3 separate regions of the Homo sapiens genome follow, and regions 2 and 3 are each linked to region 1. Evidence: chromatin contacts called from ENCODE Hi-C or POLR2A ChIA-PET data. All regions are on one chromosome and are shown on one strand. The core of a region is the stretch at or near the end of the contact, and the rest is flanking DNA. Distances in the headings are between cores, read along the strand shown.

The links. Hi-C counts contacts between places; a loop is a spot of excess contacts on that map. ChIA-PET counts read pairs that join two places held with the same protein, here RNA polymerase II (POLR2A). Pooled maps may share reads with other maps.
Region 2: a pooled map shows a loop between it and region 1 (2.1-fold over the local background). The contact joins two enhancer-like sites. A Hi-C loop is called at or near these places in 8 of 50 pooled maps. POLR2A ChIA-PET finds 5 or more read pairs at or near these places in 5 of 52 experiments (OCI-LY7, RWPE1, T-cell and 2 more).
Region 3: a map with no recorded cell type shows a loop between it and region 1 (4-fold over the local background). The contact joins the promoter of PHLDA1 here to the enhancer-like site in region 1. A Hi-C loop is called at or near these places in 4 of 37 single-sample maps with no recorded cell type and 9 of 50 pooled maps. POLR2A ChIA-PET finds 5 or more read pairs at or near these places in 3 of 52 experiments (T-cell, activated CD4-positive, alpha-beta T cell and naive thymus-derived CD8-positive, alpha-beta T cell).

What each region holds. Positions count from the first base shown.
Region 1 is chr12:76,157,088-76,160,459 of GRCh38, reverse strand. No RefSeq gene overlaps it. Among named protein-coding and RNA genes, the nearest start is that of NAP1L1, 74 kb to the right of the region's middle. Within about 2 kb of position 1,584, at least 10 of the 41 ENCODE cell types and tissues checked have a DNase peak (open chromatin) inside an H3K27ac peak, as active enhancers do.
Region 2 is chr12:76,264,767-76,268,411 of GRCh38, reverse strand. All of the region lies in intron 1 of LNCOG (lncRNA osteogenesis associated), which reads right to left. Among named protein-coding and RNA genes, the nearest start is that of LNCOG, 6.7 kb to the right of the region's middle. Within about 2 kb of position 1,416, at least 3 of the 41 ENCODE cell types and tissues checked have a DNase peak (open chromatin) inside an H3K27ac peak, as active enhancers do.
Region 3 is chr12:76,030,526-76,034,070 of GRCh38, reverse strand. PHLDA1 (pleckstrin homology like domain family A member 1) reads left to right here and starts at 2,295. Exons shown (of 2, transcript NM_007350.3): 1 at 2,295-3,545. The coding sequence starts at 2,330. The coding sequence ends at 3,535. PHLDA1-AS1 (PHLDA1 antisense RNA 1) reads right to left here. Exons shown (of 2, transcript NR_186034.1): 1 at 3,477-3,545; 2 at 2,693-3,160. It overlaps PHLDA1-DT (PHLDA1 divergent transcript), which reads right to left and starts at 2,258. Exons shown (of 2, transcript NR_185978.1): 1 at 1,269-2,258; 2 at 1-807. RefSeq lists an enhancer at 2,140-2,389 and a silencer at 2,610-2,759.

The DNA of each region.
Region 1 (3,372 bases), core at 335-2,834:
CAATGAGCTTGATTGAAGTGGGTATTTGTTCTGTGGCCTCAGGAATAGAGAGAACCAAAGTGTCTATAGACACATATATTGAAAACAAAACAAAAAACAAAGAAATTTACTAAACATCAACAAAGGTTATTACTGGATAATTGGATCAAGGGTAATTTTTTTTTTCTGTTTTCCAGCACTTTCCAAATCCTCTTCCAGGAGTCTGGTATTAGTCCTGCCATCTGGGTGTTAGGGGAAAGCAGAATCCTGGAGGATATTGTTTTGTCCTCAAGGCTTTGAATAGAACTGTCTATGCTCATCACATGCTTCCTTCTTGGAAGCACAGATTTCATTCAAGCTCTCTACATGTCTTCTAAGATTGCTTGGCAGACAGTTTAGGGATAACTTTATTTGAATTTATATGCCTTTGGAAAATTATAGGAAATAGATATTAAGCTCCAAGGAAGTAGCATAGGAAATCATAAGAGGCTTCCTGAGGGAGGTGACATTTAATCTGAGTGTCAAAGGGTGAACAGCAATTTGTGAAGTGTAGTAGGAGGAGGGGGATGAAGGATGGAAGGATCGTTGTAGACCAAGGAGACAGCACATGCAAGACATGAAAGAGAATGACGTGTTTGTGGACCAGAAAAGAATTTGGTATCATTTAGGAAGAATGGAGGGACAGGAGACGGGAAAGGAGTTAAAGCTCCAATGTTTGTAACTTTGTCCCATGCTATACACTGTGTTTGTAGATACAATATAACAGATGCCAAACATTGTTCATTGCATCAGACCATAAAAATGTATAATACAGTCTTAAAGTTTTAAATGGCCTTTTTAAAATATGCTTTACAGCAACAGCTTAATTAAAAAGATAATGGTGCCTATGTTACATACTGGAAGTCGGGAAGTAATCAACTTGAAATAAACCAGTCTTTGTAGAATTATCTCAAATTTTAAATTATTTCAGTATATCAAAATCCAAGCATGGATATAACATGTGTTATGCCAACTGCAGAGGACTCTCAAAACCTCTTCCCTTAAAATTATAGAATAGCTTGGTGCCAACATTAGCATCCCCACTGCGATGAATTTACAAGGAGATGAAGTTACATTTGGGGATATCGATATTATAAGGACACCTATCAATCTGATGAATAGCTACAGACAATGTCTGTAGCCTGTCATAGAACAGCCCTCTGGTTTGCCAAAGAACCACTTAAAATGCATAAATGCATTCTTTGTGCTAATGGAACAGATCTCTTTCGTGGTTTCAAAGGAGAAGAGAGAAGAAACAGAGAGTGGATGGTTCTTGTTTCACTTACGGCTTCCAAACCAAGACTACCAAATGAGAAAGACAGCTTGCTCTCTGAGCAGCACCAAGCCAGAAAGGAAGGTTCAGACCACTACCCACTCTCCCTTCTCACTTCTAAATTACACCATGAAAGTGGAGACAATGAGGTGTGCATTCCAACGCACAGGCCTGTGGTTGGCTCTGGGTATGAATTCAGCAGTGTAGACTGCGGCTGTGTTCAGTGGGTCACCACACTCCCATAACTGACCACTAGTAGGCGTGAAAACTGAGGCAACCCAAGATCCTGTGGTGGAACAGTTAGTTGCTGCTTTCAGATTCAGTTTCTGGCTAGAATGTCACAGCATGAATCACCTTGGAGCAGATTCCTGATGGCACGAGAGCTATAAATTGAATGGTACGACACTTCGTGGCTTTCACTGGCTCTGACATTAGCAGAAACAGCTGAGTAATCAGACAAAAGGCAGTGGAAGAGGAAAACGGAAGAGAATTAATATTGAGCAGCTTCCCTCTTCTGGGCATAAACTAAGAGTCTTCACATGCGTTATGGAGACAGCGTGGTTCTTACAATTTTGCATCTACCTCTTGCTAGCTATGTACACTTGGACAAGCTCCTTAACCTCTGTGAACCACAGTTTCCTCATATCTACCTCCTGAGGTTGTGTTGGGAGAAAAAGAGAATCCATGTTTACATGACACATATATATGGTATATATTACATAGAGTATGTATACACAACATAGTATATATAATATATACACATTATATATATATACACATACTATATATGATATATATAGTACACAACCTAAAACCTATATATAAATATACACACACACACACACATCATGTTGGTTTCTCCATAATTGTGTGAGCCAATTCATTAAAATAAATCTCTCTCTAGTATATAATACATGTATTTAATGAACAAGTTCCTTAACTATATATAGAATATATTTTTATTAGGTTCCTCATATTTTATATATATAGAGAGAGAGAAAGAGAGAGAGAGAGAGAAAGAGATGGAGAGAGATCTATTTTAAGAAATTGGCTCACACAATTGTGGAGGCTAGAAAATCCAAAATCTGCAGGGTAGGCTGACAGGCTGGAGACCTAGGAAAGAGTTGTTGCAGTTGCGAGTCCGAATGCAGTCTAGCAGCAGATTCCCTTCTTCCTCGAGAGACCGCAGTCTTTTTCTACTAAGGCCTTTCCACTGATTGGATGAGGCCCACTGACATAATAGAGGGAATGGAGGGGGAATCTGCTTTACTCAAAGTTTGCTGATTTTGTGTGTGTGTGTGTGTGTGTGTGGTGGAGTCTCGCTCTGTCACCCAGGCTGGAGTGCAGTGATGTGATCTTGGCTCACTGCAGCCTCCGCCTCTCAGGTTCAAGCAATCTCCCACCTCAGCCTCCCAAGTAGCTGAGGCTAAGGGAGCCCACCAGTCTGGCTAATTTTTTAATTTTTTGTAGAGATGGGATCTCACTTTGTTGCCCAGACTTGTCTCGAATTCCTGGCCTCAACCAATTCTCTCACTTCGGCCTCCTTAAGTGCTGGGATTACAAACATGAGCCACTGTGCCTGGCCTAGATTCAGTATAATTTTAAAACCCACTGGGATTTGATGCATAGAGCACTTTAATCCAAAGAGTGAAAGTTGTTGGTTCTTACTACCTTTAGCTATAAAATAAGAAGCTGTTGGAACTGGAAACATACTTTAGAAATCCTTAATTTATCTTTGTCTCCCACCATTTATTTCACAGACAAGGAAACAGGAGCCCAAAGTTTAATCCAGAAAAGAGAATCAATAACTGGGCCAGAACCTGAACACAAATCTCCCAACACTAGTCCTTTGCCCCATGGTTATTTTTTCTTCTTGATCTACAAATAGAAACATAAACCGGATGTTGTACATCATCACAAAATAAACTAGAAACCATTGCATACACTAGAGTACTGTTCATCTGAGTAACATTCGGGCTACCTTGTAACATAGAATTGCCCAACATGCAGTTGCCGAGTTTATGGACAGAATAATCTGGGCTCACACTACAGTGCTCATTCCACACTTGAGCATCATAGAA
Region 2 (3,645 bases), core at 167-2,666, 110 kb before region 1:
TAACATCAATATTGGTGTTTTAATATGCAATATAATTAGATTTCAGATCTAGACTCTTCTGAAAATAATGCAGACAGAGAAGTGCCTCAGGTCAGGATTTTAATTCAGAGAGTAAGATAAGAATAAATATCTTGTGGTAGTGCTCTTTTTTGTTGAAGGGTAGACTTTACTACAGAGTACATGTTGAGGTCTGATATATTTGGCAGTGCCACCATCTTCAATGTCTCTGATTTGCTTCCCAAAGTAGAGAAGGGAACACAAGTGAAAAGGAAGTTGGGATTTATTTGGATCCCAGGTTTCCAAAGACAGCATTTACACCTCTTACTGCCTCAGTTAGCCATAGCTCAAAGCTAGAGAGATTTTTGTTTCTCCTCCAAGGTAGCAAGGAAGCAAATAACTTCAGTGGTATCTTTTGTGCTACATTCTGAGATAGACGATGATTGTGATTATAGGAAGTCTTGTTCCATTTTAATTTATTCAACCATCACTTCATAAAGCATCCCCTAGGTTGGCCATAAGCAGCTCAGAGTTCCACATTCCTGCTACCTTTGCTCTTCCCTCAAGAACACCATCAAGGGCAAGAAGGGTCACTGAACCCTTCTTGGGGTTTACAGTCTTAGTGGAAAACATTAAACCAGTCAGTTCGTGCAAAAATGTTCTGCTGACACTGACTCTTTGGGCACTTTTTATCCTAAGAGATCAGAGAAGATGGGCCTGGATGTTAAGCCTATTGAACAATGGGTCAAAGATAAAAAACAGAGATGCAGTTGACTAGATTTTAGCAGCTCCTCGTGCTCCCTCCACTTCCTCTCATTTCACTCCCAACGGGGAAGGGTGTGGCCATGCTGTAGGCTTCAGGATGCCTTTTCTTTTGCAGGGCCAGAGCCTGAGACAAAAGCCTAAGAGCTCAGCCTCGTCTAGGCAAAATACGTTCACCAAGTTGCATGTGGTCTACTCCAGTTCACAAGACTCTACACTGGGGCTTGAGCCAGAGCCCAGCTAAATAGAACGTGCCTCTTTGCCCACCATCCTTTTCTGTGTATATCGTTTACTGCAGGACAGATGGAATTCAAGTGTGCAGGATCCCTTAGCCATAAATCCCTCCAGCTCCCTATATTCCTACCAGATGGCATAGAGTTGGGGACTGAGAAGGCATATTCACTGGGGACCAGCATTTGGGCAGTAGAGGCCCTAAGAGAGTGAGGGAAGCTCTTGGAGGATTTGGTATTGGTAGTAAAAAGGACTCCTTTTGGGTACTAGCTTATCCAGAACTTAAAATGTTGGAGCAGCAAGGAGCTGTGAGTCCCATGGTAAGGTCATCAGTCAGCTCAGCCCAAAGGATCTGGAGGACCTGACGGCTGCTTCTCTGGAATCTGAGCCAAGGAAGGCAAGCCAGGAGGATGAGATCACAGTCACCTCATTAATGTACTATGTGTAACACAAGTGGGTGGCAAGAAGAGCTCTCGTTGCAGAGAACACTTTGTCTTAATGCTTAGTCAAACAAGGACAAGTACATTTCAAAATGTGTGACATTTTAGCAGGAGACAGGTACAGATTCATAATCCTTTCTCCACAATTATAAAATTTAAAAGGCTCTGAAAAACAGAAGCTCTTTTGCCAGTGTGGGAAAAAACCTCACATAGTGGCAAAAACCTTTTTGACCATTGGTTATGTCTCAGAGCCCCTACCCAGCACTATCATGTCTACTGTGTACATTTTTGTTATTTTGAAATTTGGGGTTAATTTCACTCTTTGAGAAGAGTTAAAGCTGCCCTTATAGGTAACAATGAAGAGAGGGAAAGGAAGAAAAGGAAGTGCCTGTTGAAATCAATAATATTATAAGTAAAGTTATTACAGAAGATAGATCCTGCTATCTGTCTTGAAAAATACAGTATCAGAATCAAAACAATATATGACTTAAAAAACAGAACGGCAAGTTGTAGAAGATTTCCTGTGCAACAATGACTAAGAACTAATGAAAAATAGGAAAACACTTTAAAGGGCAAAGAATGCAAATCATGATGATATGTTAATTAAGTGGATTTGACAATGAAGCGAACATATACTACTAGTTTGTTATGAAGCAAGCTACTATACACTGCAAAAATTGAACACTGAAAATAATGTGAATATTTAGAAGGCTGTGGTGGTGGGGGGCTGGTAAATCTGAAATCTGTAGGGCAATTCCATAGGTTGGAAATTCAGGCAGGGTTTCTATGTTACAGTCTTAAGGTAGAAATTCTTCCCCAAAACAATCTGTTTTTGCTATTAAGGCCCTCAACTAATTGTATGAGGTCCACCAACAATATCAAGGGTAATCTCCTTTACTTAAAGTCAACTGGTGGTATATCTTAACTGCATCTACAAAATACTTCACATCAACGTCTAGACTGGTATTTGTCCAAACAAATGGTCATGCCAATGATCGTGGTCATGGTCATGGTCTAGCCAATCTGACACACAAAAATTTAACCATCACAGCTGCCTACGGAATTTAAGAGCTTTAATGCTAATAGAGTAAAATAGAAAAAAAGACACAGAATTTAAGAGCATCATGGTGTAAAATGCCTTACAAATATGTAATAAAATCACTCCTGATGATGTTGAAACAAATTAAAGATATTTTTAAAATTATTAAATTATTAAAATTAAATAATTTTAATTATTTAAATAAATAAATTTATCAAATGTATTAAATAAATTTAGTATTTATGTAATAAATTATTAAATACTAACTTAAATTTATTGAATTAAATTTATTAATAAATAATAATTTGATTAATTTTAATAATTCAAATATTAATTATTTAATAATAATTTATTAATTATTTGATAATTCAAATAATAGTTCTTTTTTATTCAGAACTAACATATCTTAGAAACAGCCAAAATCTTGATAAACTTGTTAAAATACTGTCTGATGTAAACCTTAGTCCTGAACCTATTTATAATTTTGATATTAAATTTGATATTAAAGCTCTATATTGGTACTGTTTTCCCATGGTACTGACTCATGAGAAAGCTTCTATAGGTTTTAATAACACTAAACTCAGATGGACTGTGCTTGGCATGCAGCACTGTGTTTTGTTTTTTTTGAGACAGAGTCTCACTCTGTCACCCAGGCTGGAGTGCAGTGGCATGATCTCCGCTCACTGCAACCCCTGCCTCCCAGGTTCAAGTGATTCTCCTGCCTCAGCCTCCCAAGCAGCTGGGACTACAGGCACGTGCCACCACACCCAGCTAATTTTTGTATTTTTAGTTGAGATGGGGTTTCACCATGTTGGTCAGGCTGGTCTTGAACTCCTGACCTTGGGATCCACCCACCTTGGCCTCCCAAAGTGCTGGGATTACAGGCATGAGCCACTGTGCCTGGCCAGCACTGTGTTTTTAAAACAAGATAAAATTGACAGTACCTGAGGAAAGCCTACATCCAAGAAATTTGAAAGGTATATGCAAATTACCTGTGCAAACAAGAAAGTATGAGTAATTAGAGAACTACTTTATGATGATTCAATGGCCACTTTGTACCAGCAATATGGGCTTATTACCAGCAAGCTGATGTAGAAGAAAAATGTAAAGTTCTATTACTTCTGGACCATGGCTTTACAAACCCTCCTCTTGAACTTCTTGCATAATGTTTTCAGT
Region 3 (3,545 bases), core at 1,046-3,545, 130 kb after region 1:
TTACATTTGTAGAGGGAGGCCTTGCCATGTAGCCCAGGTTGGTTTCAAACTCCTGGGCTCAAGGGATCCTCTCACCTCAGCCTCCTAGAGTGTTGGTATTACAGGTGTGAACCACCATGCCTGGCCCAAAAGTTGTTTTTTTTTTTTTTAAGTTATTTTCTGTAATGCATTTTCTGTGAATTTATTGTCTTAAAAATTGGCAAATATGGCCATTTTGACATATTTGCCAAATATGAGCATATGGCAACTATGCTCTTAATTTGTTAAGTCACCAACTGTTGGTGGTAACTGTTGAAATAACAAGAGCAAAGTTATCACCAATCTACGGGATCCTTACACTACTGATATTTTCAATAATGCACCGTAGTCAGACATTGTAGACTTAACCTCTGAGCTGCTCACAAAATTACTAAATCATTCTGAAATACGTAACTGCAAATTCTGGGCTTTAAAGTCTCTAGTTAAATGGGTGATTTTGAAAATTGGTGGCTGTTCAGACATTTTCAAATGAGAATAGAATGCATTTGTTTCAGACTGATAAACTGCAGAAGGTTAGATAACACCAAACACATTTGAGTTTCTCCTAAGAAAATGACTTGGGCCTCCAGATTACATCTCATTTTTTTTTTTTTTACCCTATCAAGTTTGTTTTTCCATATGAAATGTCTTTCCCAACTACACCTGCCCTTGGAGACTGTGAATAACAGACTTAAAGGAAGTATCCTTTCCAGATGAGCTGAAGAATGTCATCCTCTTAAAAGAATGAACAGCTGGTCATGTAGAAATTCTCTGGAATGCTCACTTGTCCTACAAAGGCAGGGGAGCAGAAAACATGTAGTTTTTTTGTTATTGGTATACATAATTGTAAATCTTCGAGATAATTTTACTAGAAGTCCACATAATTTTAATAATTGCCTTTCTCCTGAAAAGATTGCTAATAAATTAACAATGTGAAGGCTAGAAAGCTGGCCAAGCATAATCCGGTGGGACTCAGGATTGCTGGCTGGATTGTCCCGTTTGATCAGACATTGTTTCTTAGATGAATATTCAGGACGCCCTCGTGTATAAAAGTTGTCCTTTGTTCTGACTACCTTGGTATTAAGTTCGAATTTCTTACCATGACACACAAAGGATTCGATTCTTGCTTAGCTCTCTAAGCTCCTCTCACTTTCTCTTCCCCTCTTGAATTCTTTGCTCTTGCCACACAACTAGCAGATGAACTAATCTATCTGTTCCAACGTGGGCACAGTAGCAGCCGTAACTCTTACCTTGGCCCACTCTGACTTGTCCAGCCCTGGTTGAATTCTTCGTATCCCCGTGAGGGTCCGCACGTAGTTGGGGCTGTTTACTAAACGGATGAACTTCCCTACCGGGAGGCTAGGTCTCGGTTATGCCTTACTTCCCAGGAAGCGGCTTCTATAGGCATTGTTTAAATGTAGGAGTAGGAGGGAGCTGGGGGTATTGCATTCCCCAGGTCACAGATAAATGAGATTCCAAAACCAAGATCTGGCTAGGCCTTGGAAAGAGGGACCTGCGAGGCCGACCAGACGTTTGGAACTGCGCCTTGCAGTGTGGGATCTCAGCACCGGATATTACCCCGGTTTGTAGAGAGTTGAGTTACTGTTTTAAGAGACGTTGCAAACCGTACGGGTCAAGAAGAAAGCCGAAGACGGGTTAGCGCCTGCGGTCGGGGTCGAGAAAAGCAGGCGAGATGCGACCTGACGTGGGTCCGCCTCTCTCCACCCGTGGCAAGCCCGACAGTCGCACTATTGCTTTAACAATCGCCCTCTTTCCAAGAAGAGCTACTTAGTGACCGTGAGCGAATATGCGTGGGAAGACACGATGTCCTCTCGGCCTCTGTGCGCTCAGTTGTTTACCTAGGCGTCCGGGGGAGGCACACTCGCGGGACTCGCGGGACTCGGCCCCGGCCTCCCAGCTCGCCCAGGACACGACGCTGGTTCTGCGGGCTCTCGGAGCCCAGCGCGAATCCCCCGGGCTAATTCCCAAGAACCGAGAGGCAGCACTGCCTGGAGGCTGCCCCCGCCTCCGCGCCCCCGTCCTCACTTTCTGAGGCTGTTAGCAGAGAGTCCCGCGGGCCGGGGAGAAGCGGGACGCGGGGGATGGCCTCGCAGCGCCCTGTGAGCGTCGGCAGTAGTCAGGCAGCCAGGGCTCCTTGGGCGATCGCCCTGGGTAGAGGAGAGGAGTTTCCGGGGCTCGGGTCCGGGTCGCCTTCCAGGGGAACGAGCGCGGAAGCAAGTGGGCGGCGAGAGGCGGAGCAAGAGACGCTGGAGGGCGTGGACGCAGCGGGCTTTGGAAAGGCCCCAAGTTAATGAGGCGTGCGCCGGCTGCCGAGCGCCTCTTGGAGCTGGGCTTTCCCCCGCGGTGCGGGCGCCAGGAGCCGCCTTTTCCGCTGGGTGTCACTCGGGGGTGGGGAAGATGGCCCATTCAAAAGCGCCGCGAGGGGGCCCGGCCAGTGCCCTTCAGTGAGCGCTCGCAAGAGGACGGCAGAGGCCCGGCAGCTCGGAGCTCCGGGACCTTGTGGCGCATCAGGACGCGGCTGTCCCTCTGCCGGGACCCAGAGCCGCCGCCGCCGCTCTGCCTCCTGCGTGTTAGCCTCCTCTGCGCGCTCCGGGCAGGCGGCCGTGGGAGCCGCTGGGGCGAGGACGGCGCGAGGCTGCTGCTGCTGCCCCCGGCCCGCGCGGCTGGAAACGGAGAGGCCGAGCCAAGCGGCGGCCCCTCTTATGCTGGGAGGATGCTGGAGAGTAGCGGCTGCAAAGCGCTGAAGGAGGGCGTGCTGGAGAAGCGCAGCGACGGGTTGTTGCAGCTCTGGAAGAAAAAGTGTTGCATCCTCACCGAGGAAGGGCTGCTGCTTATCCCGCCCAAGCAGCTGCAACACCAGCAGCAGCAGCAGCAACAGCAGCAGCAGCAGCAGCAACAACAGCCCGGGCAGGGGCCGGCCGAGCCGTCCCAACCCAGTGGCCCCGCTGTCGCCAGCCTCGAGCCGCCGGTCAAGCTCAAGGAACTGCACTTCTCCAACATGAAGACCGTGGACTGTGTGGAGCGCAAGGGCAAGTACATGTACTTCACTGTGGTGATGGCAGAGGGCAAGGAGATCGACTTTCGGTGCCCGCAAGACCAGGGCTGGAACGCCGAGATCACGCTGCAGATGGTGCAGTACAAGAATCGTCAGGCCATCCTGGCGGTCAAATCCACGCGGCAGAAGCAGCAGCACCTGGTCCAGCAGCAGCCCCCCTCGCAGCCGCAGCCGCAGCCGCAGCTCCAGCCCCAACCCCAGCCTCAGCCTCAGCCGCAACCCCAGCCCCAATCACAACCCCAGCCTCAGCCCCAACCCAAGCCTCAGCCCCAGCAGCTCCACCCGTATCCGCATCCACATCCACATCCACACTCTCATCCTCACTCGCACCCACACCCTCACCCGCACCCGCATCCGCACCAAATACCGCACCCACACCCACAGCCGCACTCGCAGCCGCACGGGCACCGGCTTCTCCGCAGCACCTCCAACTCTGCCTGAAAGGGGCAGC